2 separate regions of the Mus musculus genome follow, and region 1 is linked to region 2. Evidence: chromatin loops called from intact Hi-C (ENCODE). Cell type or tissue: left cerebral cortex. All regions are shown on one strand. Each heading gives the region's core, and the rest is flanking DNA. Links, peaks and the distances in the headings are about the cores only.

Region 1 (8,343 bases), core at 18-8,017, 150 kb after region 2:
CCAGAATTGTTGGACTTACACTGTGTCTGATATTAATCAGCATCCTGGCCTTTTGGTGCATTTGACTTCTACAGTTTCATCAGCGCAGAATCCAAGCCATGATGATACAAGCTTTTGAAGCTCTGGAGACAGGACAGTCTCCTCAAGTGTGGCTTGGTATGCTAGAGAAGTAGTCAATGACGGGTAAGACTCCAACCTAAGACAAGGATCAAACCAAAGTTGTTTGTCTCCCAATGATGGTAAGAGGCATTGCCTCAGGGGGCAACCTAAGACAGGCATTCTCTCTGTCAAAAAAGAAAAAAGGGGGAGAAGTGGGGAGCGGGTGTGGCAGTAGTCCCAAAATGGTGCCCGGGACTGCAGCCAAGTTTTATGATTGCACCTGACTTCCTCATACACCCGAAAATAAGCCACGTCCATCGTGAGAGCTGCGCAGGCACACCATGACGCAAGATCAGGCCATTTGACTAAGGCCAATGAAGTGAGATTACTTGGACTAGGCTGATGTGGCATGTTTGAGGGGATATATAAGGGATTGTGGTCTAAGACAGAGAGAGATTCCTGCTTGCACGTTGAAAGGTTCCTGAATAAACTGCTTTGAGAAGAACGCTGTGTTGTTGCTCTTTTCTGCTGGTCAGAGACAGAAGCGACACACACACAAACACACACACACACAACATTGTGGTTGATGAGAAAGTGTTTTTGTTGAGGCTTCTCTATTCCCCTCTTACACCATCCTCTTACCTTATTGGGCAGAGCCTCATCGTTCTCCTGCAGGTTCTTCTAGCTATCATGCTAAGTGAGCAGAGAATACAGACCAAAGGAAAGTGTGCTGCTGATGGGTTTATAGGAAGCAAATATAAACATAATTGACTGAGTTGTGATCTCCATTTGGACAGGGCTGGAAGTAAGGAAACATTTCAAGTAAGTCATGTAAGGACAGACCTTCATAGAAGAGATAAGGAGAATATCATATGTCATGTCAGGATTGAACCCTCACAGAGCAGATGAGAAGAATATCATAATTATTTTAAGGTGGACCATAAGAGAGGAAATGAGAAAAACATAAGTCATGTCAAGATGAACCATCACAGAACAGATAAGATCATCATAAATCATGTCAGGATGGATCATCACAGAGGAGATGAGAAAAACAAGTCATGTTAGGATGGATCATTAAAGCTGAGTTGAGAAAATCATAAGACATGTCAGGATGGACTCTCGGAGACGAGATGAGGAGAAAATCATGACTCATCTCAGGATAGACTATCTATCACACAGGAGATGAGAAAATCTTAAGTCATGTGAAGATGGACCATCACAGAGGAGATGAGAAGAAAACCATAAGTCATGTTAAAATGAACCATCACTGAGTAGATGAGGAGAATATCATAAGTCATGTCAGAATGTACACTCACAGAGGAGTTAAAGAGAAAATCAAATTTTTTGTTTACAAATTTTATTTTCAATTATGTTTATTTCAGAGTGTGTGTCTGTGTTGAGGGGTGGTATGTGGAAGAGGCCACTCATGGAGACCAGAAAATGGTATCTACTGTCTAAATAAAAAGTTACTGAAGTCTGTGAGCTATCAGAGGTAGGAGCTGGGTGATAAGTTATTTCTCTGCCAGGCAAATAAACCAATTCAAGATATATACATATGAATGAAATTTGCAGGTTTAATGTAAAGATGCTCCCAGGCTGTCTCCAAAAGAAGGAGAATATAGAATTTGCAAAGTGAAGAGAAACAGAGTTGAGGGGAAGAGTAGAGAAAAAGCCCATGCAGACAGAGGAAGAGAGCAAGTGGGGGGATAAAACTGACTGGAATAATAGAGGGAACTTCTGGTGAATGGCGACCCATCCCTGGTGCTACAAAATTCAAGGTAATGGACAGGTATGCCAGGAAGAAAATGAGGGAAGCTAGAAAAATCTGAAGGCCTGGTCAGCTTTGGTATATAAAATGCACAACTTATTCCCTTGCCTTAAGATCTGAAACCAAACATCCAAGGATTTTCTTGGTAACAAATGAGTAATGTCTGATAAGCTATTTCTTTGCAAGCCAAGTGAGCCAGTACAAGCCAGATTACATTATACATGGGTAGATTTATTGCTATGAGGAGGAGAAAAAGGGGAGGGCGAAGAGAAGGAGAGAAAGGGAGAAAGAGTACACATGTAGAGAGAGGGAAAGAAGGAGAGAGAGAAGGATAAAGAGAAGGATGCACAAGAAGACCAAAATACCTGATCATGTAGGGGAGAGCCTCTGGGAGAAGGGGTGGTAAGATCAGAATTGTGAGTAGGGTATGCTAGATAGCAACTGAGGGATGCTGGGAGAAACTAGAGGCCATGTCTGCTTTGATATGTAATATATGCACCTCAGTACCCTGTCCCAGAATCTAAAACCAAACACTGGACACTGAACTCCAGTCTGCTGCTAAAAGTTAAGATGTTTTGTTAATTCTAATTATTCACATGTCTGTGTTTGTACAGGAGTCCTTAGAGGTCAGAAGATGGCACTGGATCCCACAGTGATAGAGTTAAGGCATTTTCACTTCTTCTGCCATGCATGCTGTGATTCTTTGATTTGTAGATTTTTATCAATTAGTGCAATTCCTTGCTCTTACACTGAATATGGCCTACAAACCCACAATCAGTGGGTATCTTTAAAATCAATATCTAATTTAGCAAATTGTTAGCAATCAGACTCCTGCAAAGCCATCCCTATGGGCCCAGTCACAACAGGATGAGGCATCACTAGCTGCTGAGGAGAGACCCATTCCCACAGTTGCTTCCTGTCCCATACCCTCATCCTGTGAATATGCTATACCCCTGATAAAACTCATCTTCCACACTCCTTTCTTTTTCTTCCACATTCATCCAGAGGGCCCCTCTCTATCCCCTCCCCTGACTTCCCTGAATGAACCTTCGTAGTGATACTTGTTGCACTGTGTGACCTTATGAATCAAGCCATTTAGATCCAATGTTTGGTGCTGAGACTCAAATAGTATATTCCAGAGTTTGTGTGACTTCCTGCGGGTTGAGGTTCCATGCTAGGACCCTATCTTCAATCCACATGATACATGCTTACTTTCTGACATCTGATCCATACATTTCTGCATCTAACACCAAATGATGGTGAGTATCCCATTCCTGGTCGGTGAACACACTTCCCTAGACCTCACGGAGTAACCACTGAATGTCCAGAACTCTAGTGGCTCTGGGAGTTGACGTACTACTAGATACAGTCTTTAGGCTATGGCCAGCCCTTTTTATTGACCCTCACTATGGACCTCAGTAGTTGTGTCATCCTTCTACTGTCACGGCTCCTGTTTTCTAGTAAATCCTAGTACTGAGTGAACCATGTTTCCTTGGACACATTGCTTTCAGCCTGGTACAGCACCATGACAATGTGGCTGGCCAGTTTGTTTCTACTTGTTCTAGCTCTACCTGTGTCCTTAGGATGCCTTGGGCTCAGACCTGTGACTCTTCTCCTCACCCATGGGAAGTGTATCTATACTGGAATGCCTCTTGGAGAAACTCAGACCTAGCACCTGATTTAAAGTCTTCTAAGCATATTTCAGCTGGACTTGGCCATAATATCTCTCAGATAATGTGTCTAAATGGCCACCTAATGCTACTTTCAATTCCATTATATGAGATCTTTACAATCATTACCAGAAACTCAGTAAATGGAAGAAGGTTCCCTTGTAAAGCAAAACCAAGATCATTTTCAATGAAACTCTATTTTGTATGAGACAAGGAGCTAAACTCCAGTTCCAGGAACAAAATCACAAATCCATCTGAGCAAATATCCTATGACAACTCTCCCACCCCACTTAGCAACAGCTAGTCAAGCTACAACAGCCATCTCAAGGTACATAGAGATAACCTAAGACATCCTGCAGAGAACAGTTAACCTGATCATCCTGTCTGTGAGGACAAGTTCAGCTCCTGCAGATTAAGCCAGAAATGAAGTTTGAAAAGTACTAACTTGCTGACCCATACTGAAATTCCCCTAGCATGCTGTAATCACAATAAATACCCTGCACCTCTAAATTCCAGCCTTCACTCTGTCCTGCTGTGACAGGGATCATGGGAAAGCTTGCAAGCAAGGTCGTAATGGAGACTCCATACATAATTGCATTGGAATTGATTTTTGGGTCCCTACAATTAGGGTTTAACAAGCTAAGTTCACCTTTTAAATATTATCTTTGCTCTAAACCTTTTATCTGTTCTTCCTGTTCCTCCTCTCAAGTTTTTCTAGCTATGAAATTTCACCCAAATGAAAGACAGGAATCCTATATTTCTAAATCTTCAACTTTGGTTAAAGAATTTTGTCATTACACTTTTTTTTTACTCAATTGTATATTCTAATCTTCCATAATAGTTAGATAGATAGTTAGACAGACAGACTGACAGACAGACAGACAGACAGACAGACAGACAGACAGACAGACAGACAGACAGACAGATCAGCAATGGAACTATAATACCCCAGTTGGCATTATAGTTAGAGAAATAAGTTATAACTTATTTCCTTTTCAGATATCACACATATCACTGGAGATATCCATTATGGTTAACATTTATTAGGAGCAGTCTTATATCCATGTGCTCACAGAAAACTCCTTGGAGATAATAGCTGTGGGGAATTGCAGGCTGGTCACCAGTGGAGATGAGGTCTGAACCCGGATGGTCATAAATCACCTACATGGCATTGTAGGTTTTCTCTCATGCTGCTGGAACACTGGCCCCTGCCTAAGGTACCACCTCCCACAGCCCCCACAAGAGAAGCATGGTCAGTAGTCACATAGACAATGGACAAAGCTTCTGACCTTCAGACTAAACTCCTCCCCAGTTATCTAGGGACAGTAAAGTCCATCAAAAAGTTGTTCGGCCCCCAACTTGCTCTCTTCTCTTACTCCTTTGTTTCTTTACCTCTCATTCCTCTCGCTTTTCTCACCCCTTTCCTTTCTCTTTGTCTTCTTTCTCCTCTCTCCTCTCTCCTCTCCCCACTCTCTCTTTCTACCTTCCTCTTTCTCCCTGCATTTCTATAATAAAGCTCTTAAACCATAGTCTCGGCTCCATCAAGATATGCTGTGCCACCTTCACAGGTTTTGGGAATCTCTTCCCCCATCCCTCTCTCCTATAGCCCCGGGGTCCCTGGTCGGGGGATACCCCTTTTCCACCCCTTGCGGAGTGGGGTCAGACACTTAGAGGCACACTGAAGCCAACTGGAAAGCATCTGGGAGCTCTGCCTGCGTCCGCCTGACCAGAGCCCAGTAACTCTCGTCAGACATTTGGCCCCATTCCCTTGACCTTCTTCTCCAGGGCCAACCTCAGGACCTCCCAGCTTTTTTTGTTTCCAACAAATAGCCATGTCTTAAGCAACTCAACAGAAGTATTTCTCTACTTAGAAAAGCCTCCATACATATTTTCTAAACAACCAGCACACTCCCCAATAGCATCCTTGTCCATAGACAAGGAAGGTCTTGGTTACCTTTATGAGACTCATTGTCTTTGGTATTATCATGAGCATTTATCATCAGATGAAGAAAGTCCACTTGGTGCTGGAAGTAGAAAGAGAAGTTGGAAAACTGGAAGGTCAATGGTAAGGTTAGAGGTCAGAGCTGGATCAGGAGTGCAGAAGCTTAATACTCTCCTTTCTGAGAACTTATCTTTCTTAAATTCACAAGTGTGGCTACACTTGTTTGAGTCATCAAGGAACAAAAGCAGGAATGGCTAAACCAGGAAGCATCCAGATTCCACATCAGCTACTGTTACAGTAAATTTTAAAAGATACATATTGGGCTTACTCTGCTGCTGCTATGTGTTCAAATGCTAAATACTGTCCACAAGATCTTATTGCCCCTAATCAGGCAATCCTCCTATACCCCAAGTGATACTATGTAAACTTTGCTTCCCAAGTCAACTGGTCAATAAAAGGCCAAAACATGTGAAGGACAGTAAAGAGAGAAAAAGGGATTTGAGGATAAATTGAGGGGTCCCAATAGAAAGACAGTAGGGAGAGAAGAAGAGGAGGTTGGCATGAGAGGAGAGGGTCCAGGAGAAACAGCAAGTAACAAGGGACATATGCCTGGCATATAAGTAAGAATGGTTCCAAAGCTTGCCCAGTCTAGGCATACAGCTTCTAAATAGAATATCAGAATTGTGTGTCTTTTATATGGGGAATCTAGAGTCCATTACCAATAGCCTTACAACTCTCACGGGCAAAGGCTTCAAGTTCCAATTTTTCGATGTGTCTAGCCTGGGATGACTGTTTAGTTTCCAATGTGGCGAGAATGTATATTACCATGTCGGAAGCACAGACTATGGCAATCTATAAATGATTCGTGGCATGAGACCAATGGCCAAATTTAGGGGGAGGGGAATGATCTTACTTAAGCATTTTATGGAAATTGAGTCTCTCTCCTCGAGACAAAGGTGATGAAGCTGTATCCATGTCTGACTCTTCTCCAGTAACCTGCTTGTTATTGCCAATGTCCAGCCGATGGAAATGAACTGAAACCGATGTGCTTGAAAGAGATGAATCAATTTGAGATTTAACAAATCGGATCAATTTCTGAAATGCCCAAGGAACGAAGGAAATCAATAATAGGAGTCCTAATAGGGGCCCCAAATGGGAGGGCAACAAGATTGAAAGCCAGGGGGAGGTTGAAAACCAATTTTGGTACCATGACTCTTGTTGTTCTCTCTTTTTCTCTTTTTTCTAAACTGGCAGTAACCTTGGCAATGCTATCATTAACTAATCCAGTTTTATCAACATATACGCAGCATTCTTCCTTAAGTGCAGCACATAAGCTTCCTTGTTGTAGAAAGAGCAAATCTAATCCCCTTCTATTTTGAAGGGCAACTTCTGAAAGGGAGAACAAGGAATCAGTAAGATCATCTAGGCCCCTTTTTATATTCTCTATATCTTGGCTAATAGCCTCATTGAGCAGATGGTAATTGCGCACATTCTATTGAGATGACACAAGGGCTGTGATTCCAGTCCCAGTCCCAGCAGCACCCAGGCCATGAAGGACTGCAAGGGTCACCGCTGAGATAGGCTCTCTTTTGTGGCGGGATGGCAAGGAGTCACCTCGGTCCCAAAACTTTAATAAGTCATCTGACTTATGAATACTAAAATTTGGATCAAGCTGAACCAAGACACAATAATCTCTATTATTTATAAAATCTTGTATAATAATGTACCGTGTAAGGCCCGTGGAACATGCCAAAAAGGTATCATTTGGGGCAAGAAGATAAGAAAACCCATTTTTATTTACTCTAAACATGTTATTGCAAATCTCTAGCAAGGGCCGTGGTGAACCATACTTGGACCCAACACACAACTTCCTACCCCAGAGAGTTCTGTCCAGGTAAGCTGAACTGACTCGAAGGGGAGCTGCCTAGCATCTGAAAGCAGCGTAAATTTTTCCAAATAAGGCTATGCCCTCATAAAAGGGTGGGGAAGCAGAAAAGCACATCCAACAATCCTCAAATTCTGACGCATTATCTCTTTGTGTCTTATCCAACAAGGCTAAAGCAGAAGCATTCAATATAGACCACAGAAAATCAGTGGAAGAGGGGGGCCCCCTGCAGGGAGAGTGGGCGGAAATAGGGTCATAGCACACCCTGGGGCAGGAACAGTGGGGCGGGTACCTGGGAGTAGGGTACTGTTTGGGGAATGAGGGTGATGTAATTGGGGGTTAGGTCCTATATAGATGCTTCATATTTGTTAGGGATTTCCTTTTGTAGTTTAATCTTGAATGTCAATCCCTAATCTATGCCCTGTTTATATATGCACAACCCCCAAGAAAATCCTCTCTTGGTCCAGTCAGCAGTCCTTGTGGCTGTTGTAAAGCCAATTTGTAATGGGTTGCACCACCCTTGTCTAGAAGAATTGGGGGAACAATAGCTATTAAGGGGTTGTTTTCCAGGGGAGGTGACTTTGGAATTGGGGTAAAGTTGTTTAACTGTGACATAATCCCAAGAGGAGGATGGGGTCCAATAGGTATCCCCAGTGGTTTCACAACCCCAAGAGGTGCAGTAAAAATCATTTTCATATCCACATTTATAATTTAGAGATCTATCTCGATGAGTTTCCGGACAGGCATATACCTCCAGTATGTAAGGCCAGGGCAGCACGACGTATATCACTGCTGCAACCTGGATCAATCTTTTTATCACCTGTGTTAACTGCTGTTAATTGAGGCATATAATAATCAGGGGTGCCCCAGGCGGCATCTGCACCCAATGCGAGGACACAGATGTCTACTTCTAACTTGGGCCAATGGGGCTCGGCACCAATCTTGGAGCTGGAGTTACAGCAGCCCCAATGGCCAGGTT
Region 2 (8,343 bases), core at 292-8,291:
ATTGGTATAGTTTTAAGACAGAAATATTTCTAGCTTGCAAAACTTGATTGTTCATCTTTATATGATCATACCCAAAATCTTTGATCTGGAAGAAATAAAGGCCATGTATTTAGTCCTGGGAAAAAAAATAAGTGGAAAGTGCCTGGGAAGAAAAATAAAAACATTTGTTCCGATATTTTCAGATTTGACTTTAAGTGTGTCTATTGCTGATTTCTCAGCAGCTTCAAAATCAAGCTCAGCATCTCAAAGGACTTTAGTTAGCACATTTTAAAGGGGTTTTAGACTTTTGCTTTATTTTATGTGTGTAGGTGATTTTTGTGTATGTGTGTATGTGTACCACATGAGTACACTGCTCACAGAAGCCAAAAGAGGGCATCATGTCTCCTGTACCTAGAGTCAGAGCAGTTGAGAACGGCCCTTTGGTTGCTAGGACTCAAATATGAATGGATCCCGTGGAAGACTTACCCATTGTGCAGTTTCTCAAGCTCCTTACAAAGTGAAATAATTATCACCTGTGGCCTGGAAGATGTTCAATTAGTGAAGTTTCTATTATGCAAGCCTGAGGATATAAGTTCAGACACAAATCATTTATAAAGCTAGACAGAGTGTAACCCATCTATAATTCCAGCAGTATGTAGACTGAGACAGTGCATGCCTCTTGCTCATTGGCTAAAAAGCCTAGCCAAATGGATCACCTCCAGGTTTAGTGAGATATCCCATCTAAAGTCATGGTCGAAAGTGATTTAGAAATGTCTATAATGTAGCTCTATGACCTACACACACACACACACACACACACACACACACACACACACAAACACACATTTTTACAGAGAGAGAGACAGAGAGACAGAGAGAGAGAGAGAGTGTTTGGCTTATGATTTAGACAATAAGGCTCACACCCTGGCTTCTTTTATAACTATAAATATATAGGGGGAATCATGACACAGAGCTGAGTCAATCCACGCACCTCTATCAAGGCCCATTCTAGGATCTCTCGGGGTACAGCTGGTACACAGCATATCCAGCACTATCATTGAACAATTCAGAGATCTGACTGATAACTGCATATCTTTTACATCACTCAGAATGTGTGCATGTTGCTTAGTTGGTATTTCCTGGTCCTAGATAACAGACACACACCAGGCCCAGCCCTGTGTTACAGAAACCTCCTGTTGCCATGAGAAAATGTATTGCCCATGTCTCCTTTTGTTGCCGTTTATGATAACTTCTAAATGGTTCTGGGAAAAAACCAGTGCTTTTACTCCTGTTACAAGTTATCAAGTGCTACTCAGACAGCTCAGGGAGCAAAGTCACCTGCCTCTGAAACTACTAACCTGATTTGGACCCTTAAAACTCATGCAGCCGAAAGAGAGAACAAATTCCTTCAGATTATCATTTGACCTTAACACATATGCTGCAGCACACATGCCCCCATGTAGGAACTAAAAAGGGGCCTGAAGAAGAGGGGGAGGGAGGACCCATGTCCCACCAGAGTTCCACCTATGCTCTGGACAGGAGGATGCAGGAAGGCCAACAGATGCATTCACTCAGCCCTGGGTGGGCATCCAAACCTCTGACTCGCTCAACAGGGTGTGGAAAAGGGATAGCCCCGACATGGGAGACCCAGCACCACACCCTGTAGCCCTGGGGTTATGGGAGATAGGGATGAGGGAAGAGAGGTTCTCACACCTCAAGAGTGAGCACAGCCCTTATGAACAGAGACTGTCTATGGTTTTAGAGCTTTATTATAGAAAGGCAGAGAGAAAGAGAGAAGGGAGGAGAGAGAGGAGGGAAAGGCTAGAGAGAAAGAGAGTAAGAGCAAGAGGGAGAGAGGAGAGGAGAGGAGAGGAGAGGAGAGGAGAAGAGAGGAGAGGAGAAAAAGAGAGGAGTGAGAGAAGTGTGAGGTAAGAGAACAAAGGAAGGAGAGAGTGATGTTGGGCCAAGGATCCCCTCTTATGGTCTTTAGTGTAGCTAGGTAACTGGGGAAGAGTGTAGCCTGAAGGGCAGAAGCTTGGGGCATTTCATACATGACTGCTAGGCATGCTTCTCTTGTGGTGGCTGAGAGGGGTGGTAACTTAGACAGGAGCCAGAGTTCCAGGAGACATGAGAGAACTTCTTTTGTCCCATGTGGGTAAATTATGACCACTAGGTCCCAGGGTTCAAAATCTCAGCTCTACTGGAGACCAGACTGTCTGTGCATAGCCCAATGCCCCACACCCCCATACATATACACACACATATACATATATACTTACATAAATGCATACATACATACATACACATACATACATACATACATACATACATACATACATACATACGTACATACAAAAATGTAAAATAAAATCACTGGAATTTGAAAGATGGCTCGTGGTGTGCATGTTTGCTATGGAAGTGTAAGGACCTGAAATCTGATTCCTCTTAAATCCCAGATGTGTAACACATGCACATACACACTCACACATACACACATACACAATGCACACACACACACAAACACACACACCATCATGTAAATGCAGATCTGTAATCTCAGTCTTCTCACAGCAAAATGGAAGGTAGCAACTGAAGAGTCCCTAAATTCATGGGCTAGAGTGTTTGATGTATGCAGCAGTGGCAACAAAGAAACCCTGTGTAAAATTAGGAAAAAAAGGAAGGACCAACCCCAAAGTTGTCCTCTAACCTTCACACACACACACACACAAACACTCATATACAATCTTACAAGCATATACTCACATGCCCACTTACAAACACCTTAACACAGACATGTACACACACCAAACTTTTCAATTCCTCTGTCTCTCTCTCTCTGTATGTGTGTGTTTGTGTGTGTGTGTGTGTGTGTGTGTGTGTGTGTGTGTGCGTTGTGTCAAACACATACACAGATGTGGGGAGCGGGTCTGGCATTAGTCCCAAGATGGTGTCCAGGACTGCAGCCAAGTCTTATGACTTGCACCTGACTTCCTCATACACCCGAAAATAAGCCACATCCATTGTGAGAGCTGAGTAGGCACACCATGATGAAAGATCAGGCCATTTGACGAAAGCCAATGAACTGAGATTACTTGGACTGGCCTGGTGGTGTGTGGTTGAGGGGATATATAAGGGATTGTGGTCATACACAGAGAGAGAGATTCCTGCTTGCATGTTGAAATGTTCCTGAATAAACTGCTTTGAGAAGAAAGCTGTGTTGTCTCTCTTTTCTGCTGTTCAGAGACAGAAGCAATAAGTGGTGGCCCTTATGGGGACCCTTCTCTTCGTTCAGAACTCATCGCAGTCAGGGCAGCTAGCTGGTAAGTTCCCAGGATCATCAACAGCCACTGTGGGTCCCGGAGAGGTTGATCAGAGCAGTCCAAAATGAGAGGAGTGGGGATGGCATGGATGTTCCTGGTGTTGAGGATACTTCCCATGGTGATGACTGAAGATCCACATTGGGGAATCTTATCTGTGTTCCCAAACCCATGTCATTGACGCATTCGGCACGAGTGTTCCCTCGATTTTTCACATCTAATGCTTTGCTGCAGTTACCCTTTTTACCATGAGATGGGGAAATAGCGACTGTGCAGGAACCGATGCAGCTTTAGTTGAGGGAGTTGCTGTGCTTTCAAATGATTCAAAATATTTCTCAGAATAGTGGCTGCGTTCAAATGTATAATCAAACAGCAGCATGGCTTGACATGCCAATTAATAGTTTTACTAAAGCTAATGCCACATGGATTCAAGGGGTGTGGCCTGTCATTTTTTCCAAAGACAATGATACCATACCTCCCCAACCTAGATGGGCTCCCTTTTGCAAGGGTAGCTCTGATTCCCTTCTGCCATGGACTGGGTGTCAGTCTAGAAAGGCAGCTTGGGCTGTAAAGAAATATTTTACCTTTTCTCCTTATATTGGCACAGTCCATAATGGCTCATTTTCAGGATATAATTGGACCTATCAAAATCCAGCTCAAGTAGGAGCTAGTAATCCTTTTAATGTGTGTTTGTTGTATGGTGTGAATGGTAGTTGCACAGATCTTTCTCCTCTGAGTATGCTAGTGGGAGGGGCATGGGGTGATGCAAGTTTTTATTGGAATGAGTCTAGTGGGTTTGAAACCTCTGTATCTCAACTTGCTGGAGGGCGTAATGCTTCCTTTAAGGCTACACCTGTTTGTTTGTGGTCTCATTTTGTGTTTATTGTTTATAATGGTAGTTATGAGAATAATGTTGTTAATTGTAGTAGTGATATTTGTTATTATAGTATATGCTGGAATGTATCTGAATATCATTTAGCTGTTGTGACTAGGATGCCTCACTCTGTACCTTGGCCTGTTCAAGCTCCTTCTGCTATGTCTTTGTTTAGACCTAAGAGGGATTTTTGGCATTACTGCGGCCATTGTCACTGCTCCACCACAGCCATGGCTTCGGCCATATCCTTTACCTCTGTGGTACAAACAGCAGCAGCTGTGAATAATTTATCTGTGGGTGTTGCAGAAGCTTTGAATGTTCAGGGAAATATTATTAGCCAGCTGAAAGCAGGAATTTTGTTGCGGAATCAAAGGGTTGATTTAGTCCAGGAACAAGTGGATGTTTTGATGGAGTTAGCACAATTGGGTTGTGAGTGGAAATATCCGGGACTGTGTGTCACATCTATACCATTTGTGAATGCCAGTCGTGCTGCTCATTTATCCCACACTATATCCCAGTACCTTACAGGAAATTGGTCTCAGCATTTTGATGGATTAGTTCGGGAATTGAGACAATCCATAGTCCATATTAACTCAACCCATGTGGACACATACATGGTTGAAGGACTGGCCAGCTGGATCTATAGCTGTCTCCTGCTTGAAAGAGTATGCCAGAATTGGTGGACTTACCCTGTGTCTGATATTAATCAGCATCCTGGTCTTTTGGTGCATTTGCCGTATAAAGTTTCATCAGCTCAGAACCCAAGCCTTGATGATACAGGCTTTTGCAGCTCTGGAGACAGGACAGTCTCCTCAAGTGTGGCTTGGCATGCTAGAAAAGTAGTCAATGATGGGTAAGACTCCAACACAAGACAGGGATCAAACCAAAGCTGTTTGTCTCCTAATGACTGGTAAGAGGCATTGTCTCAGGGGGAAACCTAAGGCAGGCATTCTCTCTGTCAAAATAGAAAAAAGGGGGAGAAGTGGGGAGCGGGTGTGTTGGTAGTCTCAAGATGGCACTGGGGACTGCAGCCAAGTCTTATGCTTGCACCTGACTTCTTCATACACCCGAAAATAAGCCACATCCATCGTGAGAGCTGTGCAGGCACACCATGATGCAAGATCAGGCCATTTGACGAAGGCCAATGAACTGAGATTACTCAGACTGGGCTGATGGGGCGTTGACGAGGGGATATATAAGGGATTGTGGTCAAAGACAGAGACAGAGATTCCTGCTTGCATGTTGAAAGGTTCCTGAATAAACTGCTTTGAGAAGAATGCTGTGTCGTCGCTCTTTTCTGCTGGTCAGAGACAGAAGCGACACACACACAGACACACAGACACACACACACACACACACACACACACACACACACCATTGTGGGTGATAAGAAAGTGTTTTTGTTGATGCTTCTCTATTTCCCTCTTACACCATCCTCTTACCTTATTGGGCAAAGCCCTATCGTTCTCCCGCAGGTTCTTCTAGCTATCATGGTGAGCGAGCAGGGAATACAGGCCAAAGGAAAGTGTGCTGCTGGTGGGTTTGTAGGAAGCAAAAATAAACATAATTGACTGAGTTGTAATCTCCATGTTGCACATGCTGGAAGTAAGGAAACATTTCAAGTAAGTCATGTAAGGACAGACCTTCACAGAAGAGATAAGGAGAATATCATATGTCATGTCAGGATTGGACCCTCACAGAGCAGATGAGAAGAATATCATAATTATTTTAAGATGGACCATAAGAGAGGAAATGAGAAAAACATAAGTCATGTCAAGATGAACCATCGCAAAACAGATAAGATCATCATAAGTCATGTCAGGATGGATCATCACAGAGGAGATGAGAAAACCAAGAGTAATGTTAGGATGGACCATTACAGTGGATTTGAGAAAATCATAAGATATGTCAGGATGGACTCTCAGAGAGGAGATGAGGAGAAAATCATGACTCATCTCAGGATAGACTATCACACAGGAGATGAGAAAATCTTAAGTCATGTTAAGATGGACCATCACAGAGGAGATGAGAAGAAAACCATAAGTCATGTTAAAATGAACCATCACTGAGTAGATGAGGAGAATATCATAAGTCTTGTCAGAATGTACACTCACAGAGGAGTTAAGAGAAAATCAAATTTTTTGTTTACAAATTTTATTTTCAATTATGTTTATTTCAGAGTGTGTGTCTGTGTTGAGGGGTGGTATGTGGAAGAGGCCACTCATGGAGACCAGAAAATGGTATCTACTGTCTAAATAAAAAGTTACAGAAGGCTGTGCGCTATCAGAGTTAGGAGCTGGGTGATAAGTTATTTCTCTGCCAGGCAAATAAACCAATTCAAGATATATACATATGAATGAAATTTGCAGGTTAATGTAAAGATGCTCCCAGGCTGTCTCCAAAAGAAGGAGAACATAGAATTTGCAAAGTGAAGAGAAACAGAGTTGAGGGGAAGAGTAGAGAAAAAGCCCATGCAGACAGAGGAAGAAAGCAAGTGGGGGGATAAAACTGACTGGAATAATAGAGGGAACTTCTGGGGAAGGCGACCCATCCCCGGTGCTACAAAATTCAAGGTTAGGGACAGGTAAGCCAGGAAGAAAATGAGGGAAGCTAGAAAAATCTGAAGGCCTGGTCAGCTTTGGTATATAAAATGCACAACTTATTCCCTTGCCTTAAGATCTGAAACCAAACATCCAAGGCTTTTCTTGGTAACAAATGAGTAATGTCTGATAAGCTATTTCTTTGCAAGCCAAGTGAGCCAGTACAAGCCAGATTACAGTATACATGGGTAGATTTATTGCTATGAGGAGGAGAAAGAGGGGAGGGTGAAGAGAAGGAGAGAAAGGGAGAAAGAGTACACATGTAGAGAGAGGGAAAGAAGGAGAGAGAGAAGGATAAAGAGAAGGATGCACAAGAAGACCAAAATACCTGATCATGTAGGGGAGAGCCTCTGGGAGAAGGGGTGGAAAGATCAGAATTGTGAGTAGGGTATGCTAGATAGCAACTGAGAGATGCTGGGAGAAACTAGAGGCCATGTCTGCTTTGATATGTAATATATGCACCTCAGTACCCTGTCCCAGAATCTAAAACCAAACACTGGACACTGAACTCCAGTCTGCTGCTAAAAGTTAAGATGTTTTGTTAATTCTATTTATTCACATGTCTGTGTTTGTACAGGAGTCCTTAGAGGTCAGAAGATGGCACTGGATCCCACAGTGATAGAGTTAAGGCATTTGCACTTCTTCTGCCATGCATGCTGTGATTCTTTGATTTGTAGATTTTTTCTCAATTAGTGCAATTCCTTGCTCTTACACTGAATATGGCCTATAAACCCACAATCAGTGGGTATCTTTAAAATCAATATCTAATTTAGCAAATTGTTAGCAATCAGACTCCTGCAAAGCCATCCCTATGGGCCCAGTGACAACAGGATGAGGCATCACTAGCTGCTGAGGAGAGACCCATTCCCACAGTTGCTTCCTGTCCCATACCCTCATCCTGTGAATATGCTATGCCCCTGATAAAACTCATCTTCCACACTCCTTTCTTTTTCTTCCACATTCATCCAGAGGTCCCCTCTCTATCCCCTCTTCTGACTTCCCTGAATGAACCTTCGTAGTGATACCTGTTGCACTGTGTGACCTTATGAATCAAGCCATTTAGATCCAATGTTTGGTGCTGAGACTCAAATAGTATATTCCAGAGTTTGTGTGACTTCCTGCGGGTTGAGGTTCCATGCTAGGACCCTATCGTCAATCCACATGATACATGCTTACTTTCTGACATCTGATCCATACATTTCTGCATCTAACACCAACTGATGGTGAGTATCCCATTCCTGGTCGGTGAACACACTTTCCTAGACCTCATGGAGTAACCACTGAATGTCCAGAACTCTAGTGGCTCTGGGAGTTGACGTACTACTAGATACAGTCTTTAGGCTATGGCCAGCCCTTTTTATTGACCCTCACTATGGAAATCAGTAGTTGTGTCATCCTTCTACTGTCACGGCTCCTGTTTTCTAGTAAATCCTAGTACTGAGTGAACCATGTTTCCTTGGACACATTGCTTTCAGCCTGGTAGAGCACCATGACAATGTGGCTGGCCAGTTTGTTTCTACTTGTTCTAGTTCTACCTGTGCTCTTAGGATGCCTTGGGCTCAGACATGTGACT

Evidence for each region. A loop is a pair of places that touch in the nucleus more often than their neighbours do. Peaks named below come from ENCODE experiments on the same cell type or tissue, not always from the same donor. Only the 100,000 strongest peaks of a DNase experiment are listed, where the experiment ranks them.
Region 1: it touches region 2 in a loop (3-fold over the local background); 23 of 42 quality-filtered maps call a loop at or near these places.

What each region holds. Positions count from the first base shown.
Region 1 is chr5:145,608,684-145,617,026 of GRCm38, reverse strand. No RefSeq gene overlaps it. Among named protein-coding and RNA genes, the nearest start is that of Cyp3a41b, 28 kb to the right of the region's middle. In left cerebral cortex, for the core only: no CTCF peak of the experiment used is centred there; no DNase peak of the experiment used is centred there.
Region 2 is chr5:145,757,976-145,766,318 of GRCm38, reverse strand. It overlaps the pseudogene Selenok-ps2. Among named protein-coding and RNA genes, the nearest start is that of Cyp3a41a, 42 kb to the right of the region's middle. In left cerebral cortex, for the core only: no CTCF peak of the experiment used is centred there; no DNase peak of the experiment used is centred there.